Regions from separate parts of the Homo sapiens genome. Here region 2 is linked to region 1. A link is a contact called in ENCODE Hi-C data. All regions are on one chromosome and are shown on one strand. The core of a region is the stretch at or near the end of the contact, and the rest is flanking DNA. Distances in the headings are between cores, read along the strand shown. Region 1 overlaps LINC01572 (long intergenic non-protein coding RNA 1572). Region 2 overlaps ZFHX3 (zinc finger homeobox 3).

What was found. Hi-C counts contacts between places; a loop is a spot of excess contacts on that map. Pooled maps may share reads with other maps.
Region 2: a loop to region 1 is called in a map with no recorded cell type, with 5 times the contacts of the local background. The contact joins two enhancer-like sites. A Hi-C loop is called at or near these places in 6 of 37 single-sample maps with no recorded cell type and 5 of 50 pooled maps.

What each region holds. Positions count from the first base shown.
Region 1 is chr16:72,588,213-72,594,884 of GRCh38, reverse strand. The region is part of intron 1 of LINC01572 (long intergenic non-protein coding RNA 1572); the gene reads left to right. Among named protein-coding and RNA genes, the nearest start is that of LINC01572, 73 kb to the left of the region's middle. RefSeq lists an enhancer at 4,292-4,351. Within about 2 kb of position 4,309, at least 2 of the 41 ENCODE cell types and tissues checked have a DNase peak (open chromatin) inside an H3K27ac peak, as active enhancers do.
Region 2 is chr16:72,784,604-72,791,275 of GRCh38, reverse strand. ZFHX3 (zinc finger homeobox 3) reads left to right here. Exons shown (of 10, transcript NM_006885.4): 10 at 2,428-6,672. The coding sequence ends at 4,112. The region is part of intron 3 of ZFHX3-AS1 (ZFHX3 antisense RNA 1); the gene reads right to left. Among named protein-coding and RNA genes, the nearest start is that of ZFHX3-AS1, 120 kb to the right of the region's middle. RefSeq lists an enhancer at 2,143-2,758. Within about 2 kb of position 3,660, at least 22 of the 41 ENCODE cell types and tissues checked have a DNase peak (open chromatin) inside an H3K27ac peak, as active enhancers do.

The DNA of each region.
Region 1 (6,672 bases), core at 3,060-5,559:
GGCCTCAAGTGATTCCCCTGCCTTGGCTTCCCAAAGTGCTGGGATTACAGGCATGAGCCACTGTGCCTGGCCCTATATATATATTTTAAAGTGAGATAAGTAATCCGATGATATTAAAACTTCTATTCAGACTTTCTGATATGATAAAAGAAGAAAGATTGCTTTTGAGAATGAATACCCATTTCATTTTTTCTGAAAGAACTTAAAAAATATCATTGCTAGTTGCAAGAATAAATATCTCAGTAAACCTCTCATGATTCCATGTGGACACTTGGCATTTATTCCACCATTAATTGGGAAATTGTCTGTGGATACATTTCTTTGCATTTCAAGGTTATGAGTTTTGTTTGTTTTGTTTTGTTTTTAGAGACTGAGTCTTGCTCTGTCACCCAGACTGGAGCACAGTGGCTCAGTTATAGCTCACTGCAGCCTCAAACTTCTGTGTTCAAATGATCTCCTGCTTCAGCCTCCCAAGTAGCTAGAACTACAGGTGCACCCCACCAAACTTGTCTAATTTTTAAAATTTTCTGTAGAGATAGGATCTCACTATGTTGCCCAGGCTGGTCTCAAACTCCAAGCCTCAAATGATCCTCCTGCCTTGGCCTCCCAAAGCGCTGGGATTGTAGGCGGGAGGCACGGCACCTGGCCAAGATGAATATTTTATATTTTAGCTAAGCTGCCATTTTATTCATGAACATTAAGTTTAGGGCATCAGAACATCTGGAAACTGGAGTTAGCTTTTGAATAAAGCCACTCTTCTCTTCCAGAATCAGTAACTTAACATTTTTCCTATTTGTGAAAATGGGAGTCACCACAAAAAAATGCCAGTGTCAATGAGTACTAGTTGGGAGAAGAACAGAGTGGAGGGAAAGTATAAGAGCGTATAAAAGAAAAAGAAAAAGTGAGGAGTAGTGATGGTAGAGTCTTTTAGTAACATGCAGTGAGAATATTTAAAATAATTTAGGGCCAGTATAGGCTTTAGGAGCTAATTAACAAGGCCAGCAAATAAGGCCAGCAGATCTCTACTGTGATTTGTTAGTTAGCTGGTTAGTCCCTTCAGGCAGCATCACCAGAATGCTATTGGGTAGTGTTGAGAAGAGAGTGAGAGAATATTTGTTGATCATACCAGCCATATCAGACGCTGGTTTGAGTGCTTTGCTTAACTTTTTTGAGACAGGGTCTTGCTCTGTTACCCAGACTGGAGTGCAGTGGCACAATCTCGGCTCACTGCAGCCTTGACCTCCTGGGCTCAAGCAATCCCCCCACCTTAGCCTCCCAAGTAGCTGGAACTGCAGGCATGCACCACCACACCCGGCTAATTTTTGTATTTTTTGTAATGACAGGGCTTTGTCGTGTTGCCCAGGCCGGTCTGAAACCTCAGAGCTCAAGCAATCCACCCGCCTCAGCCTCCCAAAGCGCTGAGATTACAGGCATGAGCCACTATGCCTGGCTGGCTTAGTTTAAAAAAAAAAAAAAACTTGTAAATTTTGGAATAAGTTTAGAGTTACAGAAAAGTTGCAAAGATAATATAAAGCGTCCTCATGCACCCCTTACCCCATTTCATTCCCCCCCCCATTATCACTGTACAGTATTATACTATACAGTACTGCTTGGTTGCTTTTAATCCTCACAAACAACACTTGAAAGAAGTTACTCACTTTCTAGAAATGGGGTTTCACTGTGTTTCCCAGATTGGTCACGAACTTCTTTTTCACAAGAAGAAACTTAAGCCACGTTGTGAGGAATAATTTATCTGTTCTTTCAACAAATATTTGAGTTGAATGTGCATATTATGTGGCAGGCATGATTTTAGGGTGGCCATGGGAATACACTGGTAAGTAAGATGGTATGCCTGCTTTCACGGCGTTGTAATATTTATATAATTTATTCTGTGTAATACTTCATTGAACTAATTTCCTTTTTGTTTCTCTAGGTAGTCATTATAGGAAAAATGCTGAAATGTTTTATCTCATGTGTAAAGTAATATTGAATATCCCCTGTCCTCACCATCACCCCTGCCCCCACAAGACGTGCTTCCTCAAAATTTTGAGATCTAGTTAACTCCATATCTCTACACTTAGAGACCTGTACAAAATGCTTTGTAATGTTAACAGTGCCAATTTGCATTTCTGATTATCTGTATGCCCAGTTATATTTATTGCTGTTTATATGTCATCCTCTAAACATCATTTGTAATCTTATAACCTATGCTATATGGGCTCTGTACATAGTACAGGTTATATGAAAATATAGTTTTCAGCATCAAAAGAACTCTGGGTTGGAATTTTCAGTGAAGTAGCCTGTAACTCCTGTTAACAGTAATGGGAGTTCCATGACTACCTCACCATACCCCTTGCTGAAAATGCTACTATTCCTGAGGGAGTCACTGACCTTTGCATCCATTGTAGAGGTATGGGAGGAGCAAGGTGGGAGAAATACCTTAAAAGTAATAGGTTTGCCACACAGAGACAAAAGAATAATCAGAGCACTTAGAAGCTAGAGGAAGCTTATGAAAGAATGGGGAAAAAAGTGAGCTTCTCGTTCCAGGGATCCTTCCTGTTCTCTGTTTTCAGTGTGGGCAAGCAAACCAGGGCCCTATGGACTCTAATACTAAAGAATGAATTATAGACCTGAATAGTAATGTGATAGGGCTAGTGATTTCATCAGTGACCACGGTCCTTGTCATTGCTTTTTAGATGTATGTGTGTATTTGGGTGTGCCAATGTATTAAATAACTTATTTGTTTTAAAACATAAATTGTGTTTTTTCAAAAATACTCATGATGAATTTGGCAGTATGAGAAATGCACTTTATATATATATATTTCTGCAGTCGTAGTAATTGAATAAACAAATAGGTTACATCATTAATTTTTGCAGTCATCCCATGTACTATCACTCTTAGTTTGGTCCTTTTCCATCAATCTTTTAGACCTTTACTCAAATTATTATATTAAAAAAATAGAATTTTTTTAAATGCTAAGTAATGATGGTATTTATAAAAAGTTGCTTACTTTATTCCACATTTGGTTTTAAGTTTTTTTGTTTCGTTTTGTTTCTAAGAGTCAGTCTCTCTATGTCGCCCAGCCTGGTGTCCTCCCACCTAAGCCTCTCAAGTAGCTGGAACTACAGGCCTGCACCACCGCACCTGACTGAAAACACTGATTTTTTTTCACTTTTCTCTCCAAACTTGTTTTTCCATTTTTCTTCCAGCCTCTTATAGTTCATTTTCATATATTAGTTTTTATTACTTTGTAAAGGCAGTCGATTTCTTTTTGTTCTAATTTATATTTTTTCAGAAATTAGATTTTAATCTTGATATTTTTTAGTTTTGTTTAATGCCTACCTATTATAAATTAGAGATTTCTATGCCTTACTTGTCAATGGGAAATGTTATACCACTATTAAGATTAAAAAGCATAGTAATGAATATTTTTACAGATGTATTTGTTGTTCCTCCAGACCAATATCTAAGCTTCAATGCAAAGCTCAGTTTGATTTTAGAAATATTTCACATGTTCTCATACTTCCTTATCCAAACATTCTGAAGAGTTTCTATGCTTTTCATGTCCTCTGCCTCTCAACTGTACTTTTATGACATTAATGTCCTTAGAGTTGTAGTGTTGGACTAGTTTTCCAGAATCTCATGGTCTTTTTAAAACTTATTTTGATTCCATACTGTTAGCTTTAGATTTTTCCCAAGTTCACTAAATGGGATCCTTCAGGGAGGTGAAATTGTAGTTCATGGGAAAATCATGAGACATCATTCAGTCTGTGCTTAAGTATGCAACATGGTCCGGCATTTCGGTGAGGACAAATGAAATATCTCTTAGCTTCAAGGTAAAAAGTCGACCATTCTCTTGATATTCCAGTAAATACCAAGCTACAAACAACCAGACACCACAAGGAAATGTAGACATTGTACTACACTATGAGAAAAGTTCAAAGATGGGCTATTGTCTTTAATTTACATGAAGATTTATGTGACAGAAATGTATCTGGAGGAGATGGACATCCTCCAAAGAATGTGTCTTCTACCTAAGAATACTGTTTGCCATTGACAGTAAATAGCAACTTTGACCTAGTTGTGTGTGGCCTAACATGAAACAGAGAGTTAGTAATTATCTGTAAATCTGGATTGTCATCTGGATCATTTGTGGTATCAGTCTATTTTTTATTCTCCTACCACTGGGGCATGACCCTTGTGCAGGTGACAGGATTTGCATTTTTGTTAACTTGTGACTTCTAAGAAATCCCCTTTTTTACAAAGGGAAAATTTAAGGTCTCCCATATTGTCTTATATGCTGAATACTGCTCCTTGAGTTTAGATTGCCAATTTTGGCCTAATGGTTTTATCTTCCAGAGATCTCAAAAGCAAATAATTCTGCTGCCATTTTTCTTAAATGCCTTTCAAATATTTGGTTGGAAACAGAAGACTTCTCTCTTACTCATCTGGGTAAAACTCATTTACTGTTTTTCCTTTTAAACTGTTAGCTCAAGTGACCTTACACACAAGTCCCAGCTGTGCATTAGCATTGCTTGGGGATGTGTTTGTATCTTTTGTCTAAAAATACCCAGCCGGCAGGATTCATGATCCATGAAAGCTAATTGAAACAATTTCTCTTCAAGTTTTGGCAAGCGAAGCATGCATTATAAGCATTAATATCTATAAATTGAATTGTTAATGAATCTGGACACTAATAATGAATGCAATTTTGCAGGCTTAACTAGAAACACTAAAATTATCAGGATCTGCAGCAGAAATTTCAATCATTTTGCCTATTAAATAGCAAAGCTATGCTTTTAATAAGCTAATCATTTTTATTTGACCCCATAGGAATAGCTCAGTTGATTAGAAACAGGTTTCCTAGCGCAAAACAATGTTGTTTTTCTCTTACTGTTTTAACCACCAAAGCACTGAAATTTTAAGATGGATATTTCATCTCATACTCTGTGTCTTTTAATCACATTTGTACTTGTACTCAGTGTTTCCAGAGATATTTACTTATTCCATTTCTCCTCTATTAGGCTGTATCTCTCATTCATATATATGTATATAGAGATGGATAGATACTGAAGTTTTTAGAATAATGTCACAATCATTTTTAAAACGGTCTCAATAGGACGGGTACAGTGGCTCACGCCTGTGATCCCCGTACTTTGGGAAGCCAAGGCCAGCGGATCACCTGAGGTCAGGAGTTCAAGACCAGCCTGGCCAACACGATGAAACACCGTCTCTACTAAAAATACAAAATATTAGCCAGGCGTGGTGGCACATACCTGTAATCCCAGCTACTTGGGAGGTTGAGACATGAGAATTGCTTGAACCCGGGAGGCAGATGTTGCAGTGAGCCGAGATTGCACCACTGCACTCCAGCCTGGGCGACAGAGCGAGACTCTGTCTCAAAAAAATAAAAAAGTAAAAAATAAATGGTCTTATTTCACACGTAACATTTTAAAAATTACATTATCAAGGTAATACAGTTTTGAGCTTTATGGTTGCCTTTCTGCGACTTAGGAAAGGATATATATTTCCATTTGAGTATCATCTCCTAAAACTTCCGCATAACACTAGTTTATAGAGCAGCAAAATCCCAACATTAAACAACAATGGAGTGTTTTCTCCCTAGTGCTTGAGTGACTTCGAGATCCTAAGCCATGTACTTAGAGGCACACTTAGTGCATAGTAGCTGTGCACCAAATAGTTGCCAAGTTGCCTGAGAGAGTTAATGCACCTTTCTGTGTCCTTTCACTTACTACCTGGGAATGACTTAAACACTAGGGAGAGTGAAACAGTAATAACAGGGAATATGTGGCATCTCTGTATATATTATCATGAGGTGCCTGAAATTGGAATTCAAAGTACCTTATCTGATTGTATCTTTCCCAACAAATCTTAAGGATATTGACAATTATCTGGACTTCAATTGTGGAAAAGTAAAATGCTGAAGTCTAGAAGTTGAGTCTGATAGTAAGTAGGGGTTTTTGCTTTGAAGGTTATGGGTTGGAATTTTTATGGAAGGGTAAAGGGAAAGGGTTATTAGGATTCTTTGGTATTGTTTATTTTTCTTCAGTGTTGTTGCATATTTCTTTTGACTACCAGGTTTGAGAATCTATAATTCATTTAAGGGAATGAATTCAGGAATTCATACTCACGCAGAATTCCTTAGGAATGTAGAGTATATTCATTGCATTACCATTTATATAGTCGCTTTCAGGATTTGTCAGCCAGCATAGATGTGATAATTATAGACATGCACATTTGTTTCTGATAGCTATTCACTTTACTGAACTGAAGCTTATACTTTGATTCTCTTATAAATGGCTTCATCAAATGGCAACTGAATGCTCTTAGAGCATTTTGTACTGCATTTCTCAAAATGACTGAATAGGAAAAGCTGCCTCTTCCCCCAAAACCTTCAGAGAACACTCATTTCTTACATATTAAGCTTTCACTACTTTCTGGGATTTTCAATCAAGATTTTAAAGTGTTTTTTAAATTGAATTTAGTCTTTTTTTTGTTTTTACCCTGCTATTAATAAAATTTGTGTTGATGAGTTGACTTTTTAAAAAAATCTATAAATCTGATGAAATTAGTCCTTGTATTACAGTCTTCCCTGGATTTAACTACCTATTTTTATTCCAAGGATATGTAATTTTTTTCCAAGACACA
Region 2 (6,672 bases), core at 2,411-4,910, 200 kb before region 1:
ATTAAACATCTATTATATGTCAGGCCCAATGCTAAGCTTTTTCTATCAATGTGGTCTTTCATTTAATCCTCATAACCATCTGTTATGGAAAGCTGAGGTTCCAAGAGTTCAACCGAAAGTCCCAGGGTCACACGTCTGATGTGTGTGACCATAATCCCACAGGGTCAGTGTGACTCCAGATTTGTAGGAGTAAGTCTAGGGGGGATGAAGTACCTTGCCTGATTCTGATCTTACAGATCAGAAAAAGGATGTCACAGAGTTGTGAGTGTGTTGAGCTACTGTGTCTAGCATGGCTAGTGCAAGGCTTGGTAAATAGTAGAGATTCGTAAACGTTTCTTAAAATTTGAACCTCTTATATAGACCATCAGTTGAAGACACACAGTTTAAGGCTTTTTGACCTGAATCTTTCTCCTAGAAGTCTGGAGCCATGGGGATGGGGAAATCTCTAAATATTCCTTCCTTGCCCCACTGAGAGCAGACCCATTGCCTAGTGGAGACAGAGCCATGTCCCAAGTTTAGAACTCATAATCTACTCTGTCTTGTTTGTGCCAATTTAACCAACAAGTCTTTACTAAGCTTTTCTGAGTAGAGTCACACATATCTTCTCTGGTGTCTTATGTGCACTGAGGACACTGCATGATGAGATGCTGAAGGAACCTTTCTCCTTGGCTATCCAGTATTAACAGCTGTTTGTCTGGGATTGGCAATTTGAAGCAGTCTTGTTCTTTTCGTCTGAAATCTGAGGGTTTTGATGGTGAACACTACCATGATAGCCAGAAATCTGCAGTCTTCCCCCAAGTCTGGGCTTCAGAGTGCTTTTTCTTGCTTTTTTTTCCTCAGTGTCATGTTATGGAACTCCTTCCCCAGCTTTCCAGCAGGTGAGGTCCAGATGAAGTAAGATTTTGATTTTGCATTTTGGTGTCCTCTGAAGAGATGTATATACCATCAAGTTTCTTGGATATGGTGAATATAGAGGTGTTCTGAGAGCTGTTGCCTGTGGGATCCTCCTCTTTGTTTTCTCAGCTTTTCATCGTCCAGCACACACTGCACCCCACCCCCATGCTGTCCTTACCTACTATCTTGCTAGTCTCAACACACCTGAAGCTTGGAGTACCATCCGTAGCAACACCCTCTTGCATTACCTTGGACCTGGTGACTCAAACCAGGAGATAGCTATGGGTCAGGGAGGGTATTAGGCTCTCGGGTTGGTGAAGGCGTTGCAGGGAGTGGTGGTAGATTAGGGGTATGATCAAGGATGGGATTCTAGCCCATGAGGGCCTGGTGATATGGTCAGACCTTTGCTATCCATAGGCAGTGGTGCTTCGGGTAGGTTGTGATGTCTTGGGAATTGGTGTCAGTATCTTGGGCTATTCCACTTCTGACATGGCTTTTCTGCTTTTCCTGCGGTTGTTTCTCAACCATCTACAGTCCCACTGGCCCTCCTGTGTATCATTCAAACAGGGGCAGGAAAAGAAGATGGTCGTTTCTCCCGCAGATTCCAGATTCCTATTCCTAGGCGGTTATACTGTTGAGTAGACTTGTTGAAGCAGGTCAGCTGGGCCAAGGCATGGAAGCAATTTTCCCTGAATGGATTGTTCTTATTTCTTCCCAGGCCCTTCCTCCACACTTTCCTATTCATCATCTTCTCTCTACCCTCCGAAAGCATCCAGTCAGCTGCAGCAACAGAGGTCAGAGAGGAGGAACACCTGTAGAGCCTGTTTTGTTTTTGTTCATGTGGCCGTGCTAGCTTTCTTGCCTTCGTTCTCTCTTCTCCTGTTGCCGCTCTCCTCCAGATAACTTCTCTGGGGACCTCGTGGCCATACTATTTTTGTGATGAAGGCCTTTGGTGCAAATGGGCCCCAGCTAGAAACAGCTAGCTTTGGGGCCTCTAGACTAATTGCAGTTGGGCAGAGTGAATGGTAGCTGGGAGTACTTGGCAAAGAAAATGTGAACTAGCGGGTGTGGCACATTGGGCAGGAAGGTGTTGGAAGTTGTTTGGCTGGAAGGGGAAGTATGGGAGCTAGCCAGGACTGAATCTTCATTAGAATACAAGGTTGTCCAGCCCTGAGCCTGGTGGGATACTTCTGGAAGTTGTTTGGCTGAAAGGGGAAGTATGGGAGCTGACCTAGGACTGAGTCCTCATTAGAATACAAGGTTGTCCAGCTCTGAGCCTGGTGGGATACTTCTGGAAGTTGTTTGGCTGAAAGGGGAAGTATGGGAGCTGACCTAGGACTGAGTCCTCATTAGAATACAAGGTTGTCCAGCCCTGAGCCTGGTGGGATACTTCTGTTGGAAATGTTCGTTTTGAGAGGATCCTTCAAGCCTTGACATCTCAAACTGTGTGCCAGTGACACCGGTAAAACGTCTTGAGCTTCAGCCCTACCCCTGCCCAGACTGACCGGTGATTTCTGTCTCCATTCCTTTCAGCTTTAACGTCTCCTAAGCCGAACTTGATGGGTCTGCCCAGCACAACTGTTCCTTCCCCTGGCCTCCCCACTTCTGGATTACCAAATAAACCGTCCTCAGCGTCGCTGAGCTCCCCAACCCCAGCACAAGCCACGATGGCGATGGGCCCTCAGCAACCCCCCCAGCAGCAGCAGCAGCAGCAGCAACCACAGGTGCAGCAGCCTCCCCCGCCGCCAGCAGCCCAGCCGCCACCCACACCACAGCTCCCACTGCAACAGCAGCAGCAACGCAAGGACAAAGACAGTGAGAAAGTAAAGGAGAAGGAAAAGGCACACAAAGGGAAAGGGGAACCCCTGCCTGTCCCCAAGAAGGAGAAAGGAGAGGCCCCCACGGCAACTGCAGCCACGATCTCAGCCCCGCTGCCCACCATGGAGTATGCGGTAGACCCTGCACAGCTGCAGGCCCTGCAGGCCGCGTTGACTTCGGACCCCACAGCATTGCTCACAAGCCAGTTCCTTCCTTACTTTGTACCAGGCTTTTCTCCTTATTATGCTCCCCAGATCCCTGGCGCCCTGCAGAGCGGGTACCTGCAGCCTATGTATGGCATGGAAGGCCTGTTCCCCTACAGCCCTGCACTGTCGCAGGCCCTGATGGGGCTGTCCCCAGGCTCCCTACTGCAGCAGTACCAGCAATACCAGCAGAGTCTGCAGGAGGCAATTCAGCAGCAGCAGCAGCGGCAACTACAGCAGCAGCAGCAGCAAAAAGTGCAGCAGCAGCAGCCCAAAGCAAGCCAAACCCCAGTCCCCCCCGGGGCTCCTTCCCCAGACAAAGACCCTGCCAAAGAATCCCCCAAACCAGAAGAACAGAAAAACACCCCCCGTGAGGTGTCCCCCCTCCTGCCGAAACTCCCTGAAGAGCCAGAAGCAGAAAGCAAAAGTGCGGACTCCCTCTACGACCCCTTCATTGTTCCAAAGGTGCAGTACAAGTTGGTCTGCCGCAAGTGCCAGGCGGGCTTCAGCGACGAGGAGGCAGCGAGGAGCCACCTGAAGTCCCTCTGCTTCTTCGGCCAGTCTGTGGTGAACCTGCAAGAGATGGTGCTTCACGTCCCCACCGGCGGCGGCGGCGGTGGCAGTGGCGGCGGCGGCGGCGGTGGCGGCGGCGGCGGCGGCGGCGGCTCGTACCACTGCCTGGCGTGCGAGAGCGCGCTCTGTGGGGAGGAAGCTCTGAGTCAACATCTCGAGTCGGCCTTGCACAAACACAGAACAATCACGAGAGCAGCAAGAAACGCCAAAGAGCACCCTAGTTTATTACCTCACTCTGCCTGCTTCCCCGATCCTAGCACCGCATCTACCTCGCAGTCTGCCGCTCACTCAAACGACAGCCCCCCTCCCCCGTCGGCCGCCGCCCCCTCCTCCGCTTCCCCCCACGCCTCCAGGAAGTCTTGGCCGCAAGTGGTCTCCCGGGCTTCGGCAGCGAAGCCCCCTTCTTTTCCTCCTCTCTCCTCATCTTCAACGGTTACCTCAAGTTCATGCAGCACCTCAGGGGTTCAGCCCTCGATGCCAACAGACGACTATTCGGAGGAGTCTGACACGGATCTCAGCCAAAAGTCCGACGGACCGGCGAGCCCGGTGGAGGGTCCCAAAGACCCCAGCTGCCCCAAGGACAGTGGTCTGACCAGTGTAGGAACGGACACCTTCAGATTGTAAGCTTTGAAGATGAACAATACAAACAAATGAATTTAAATACAAAAATTAATAACAAACCAATTTCAAAAATAGACTAACTGCAATTCCAAAGCTTCTAACCAAAAAACAAAAAAAAAAAAAAAAAGAAAAAAAAGAAAAAGCGTGGGTTGTTTTCCCATATACCTATCTATGCCGGTGATTTTACATTCTTGTCTTTTTCTTTTCTTTTAATATTAAAAAAAAAAAAAAAGCCCTAACCCTGTTACATTGTGTCCTTTTGAAGGTACTATTGGTCTGGGAAACAGAAGTCCGCAGGGCCTCCCTAATGTCTTTGGAGCTTAAACCCCTTGTATATTTGCCCCTTTTCAATAAACGCCCCACGCTGATAGCACAGAGGAGCCCGGCATGCACTGTATGGGAAAGCAGTCCACCTTGTTACAGTTTTAAATTTCTTGCTATCTTAGCATTCAGATACCAATGGCTTGCTAAAAGAAAAAAAGAAATGTAATGTCTTTTTATTCTCAGGTCAATCGCTCACACTTTGTTTTCAGAATCATTGTTTTATATATTATTGTTTTTTCAGTTTTTTTTTTTTTTTTTGTTCCAGAAAAGATTTTTTGTTTTGTTAACTTAAAAATGGGCAGAAAGTATTCAAGAAAAACAATGTGAACTGCTTTAGCTTTCTGGGGATTTTTAAGGATAGCTTTTCTGCTGAAGCCAATTTCAAGGGGAAAAGTTAAGCACTCCCACTTTCAAAAAAAAAAAAAAATAATAACCCACACACACAAAGAGTGTTGAGGACTTGTAGCTTAAAAAAAATAAGTTTTAAAAACTGACTTTCTGTATTTATGATAGATATGACCATTTTTGGTGTTGAGTAGATTGTTGCATTGGAAATGAACTGAAGCAGTATGGTAGATTTAAAAGGAAAAAAAAAAAAAAACCTTTTGTGTACATTTAGCTTTTTGTATGGTCCAGCTGACAGCTCCTCATTTGATGTTGTCTTGTTCATTCCTAGCAGATGATAGATTGCAATCCGTTGATTCGCCTAAGCTTTTCTCCCCTTGTCCCTTAATTCCACTTTCTCTTTCTTGTCCCTTAATTCCACTTTCTCTTTCCTTCTCCCACCTCCCGTCCTATAATCTCCCACTTAAGGTAGCTGCCTTCATTTCTTAGAGGGAGCTGCAGAATTATTTTATAAAACTAAAGAAAGAATTTCAAGGGATTCTAGGGGTCATTAGGATCCTCACAGATTATTTTTGGTTGGGGAGTTGAAACTTTTTAAAGGCATATAATTCTAGTTACCTGTGTCTGTTAGCTTTGTGCATTTATTTTTTATTTATCCTTCTTTTGGCTTTTTTTTCTTTGTACCCCTTCTTTTCCTCCTTGTTTGGTAGGAGCTTCAAATATTCTTTTTTTTTCTATACTAAAGGATTTGTTTCCATTTGTGTAATTGGCTGTGTACTTTTCTTTTCTAAAAAAAGTTTTTGGTTAGGGATTTGGTTTTTGGTTTTGTGTTTGTTTTTTCTTTCCTCTCTCAGAAAAAAAAATTTCATGCTTTAAATAAAATCCAAAGACACACCCTTTCACTGCTGATGCAGAAAAAAGGGAAAGGGTTCTTGTTACTTGAGAATTTGTTTCTGATTTAAACAAACAAGACTTAGTTTAATAAAAGAAAGAGAAAAACAAAAGATTCCCAGGTTGTTATGTGCTTCTTCTGCAAGCAGAGAGGCAAATGTTAATGACAATTCCATATACCAAAAGACACATTTTTTACTTCAAAGTTTTGTCCTTGTGTTAGGCAGTCTGAGCAGCGAGTGATCCAGAGCGCAGCCAACAAAGCAGCAGATAGCAGTGTACAGAAAGCAAAAAAGGAACTGTATGTGAGGCACTTGTTTCTGTTAATATCCATATTCCTGTTAACACACACCCTTTCTCATGTAAAAAGAAAAATAAATAAATGGTCTGAACTTTGAAAACTTTGTGCTGCTAAAACATAGATTTTGGAGACAAATAAATAGATGCTTTGCTGTTTCACTTTCATAGCTAAACATCAACAGAAACCATCTCCCCTTGCCCCCAAAGTGTGAAATCCTTCTTCCCTTCGTTTTCTTCCTTATGTTTCAAAAGGGAACTTTGAAGACTGTGAATACAGGTTCCATTGGTCACCTTTCGGGCTTCTTTCCCCAGTGCTGAAGCCACTCATCGACTTTGCAAAAGACTGGAGCATTCCAAGATCTGAAAATGGATTTTTTTTCTTTTTTTCTTTTTTAGCCGGGACTATTTTATTTTTATGAATTTGTTTTTAGTTTAATGAAATAGTAGATCCTGAAATGTTGTACATATTTCTAACTAGGCTGATGCACAGTGCAAATTCCTTTTTTAATTGTTTTTTTTAAGTAGAAATACTAAAGAAAGAATACCATCTAACTATTCATACCAGTATCCAGTTGTAGCATAAGGTGTCAAAAGCAAGTACGCAAAACATTTACTGTTTTAACAAGCTATTTCCTTTTAACAAGAAATCTTGTATTTCTTCCTGTGTTTGAGATGAACATTTTTAAATTTTAAAGTTGTACAG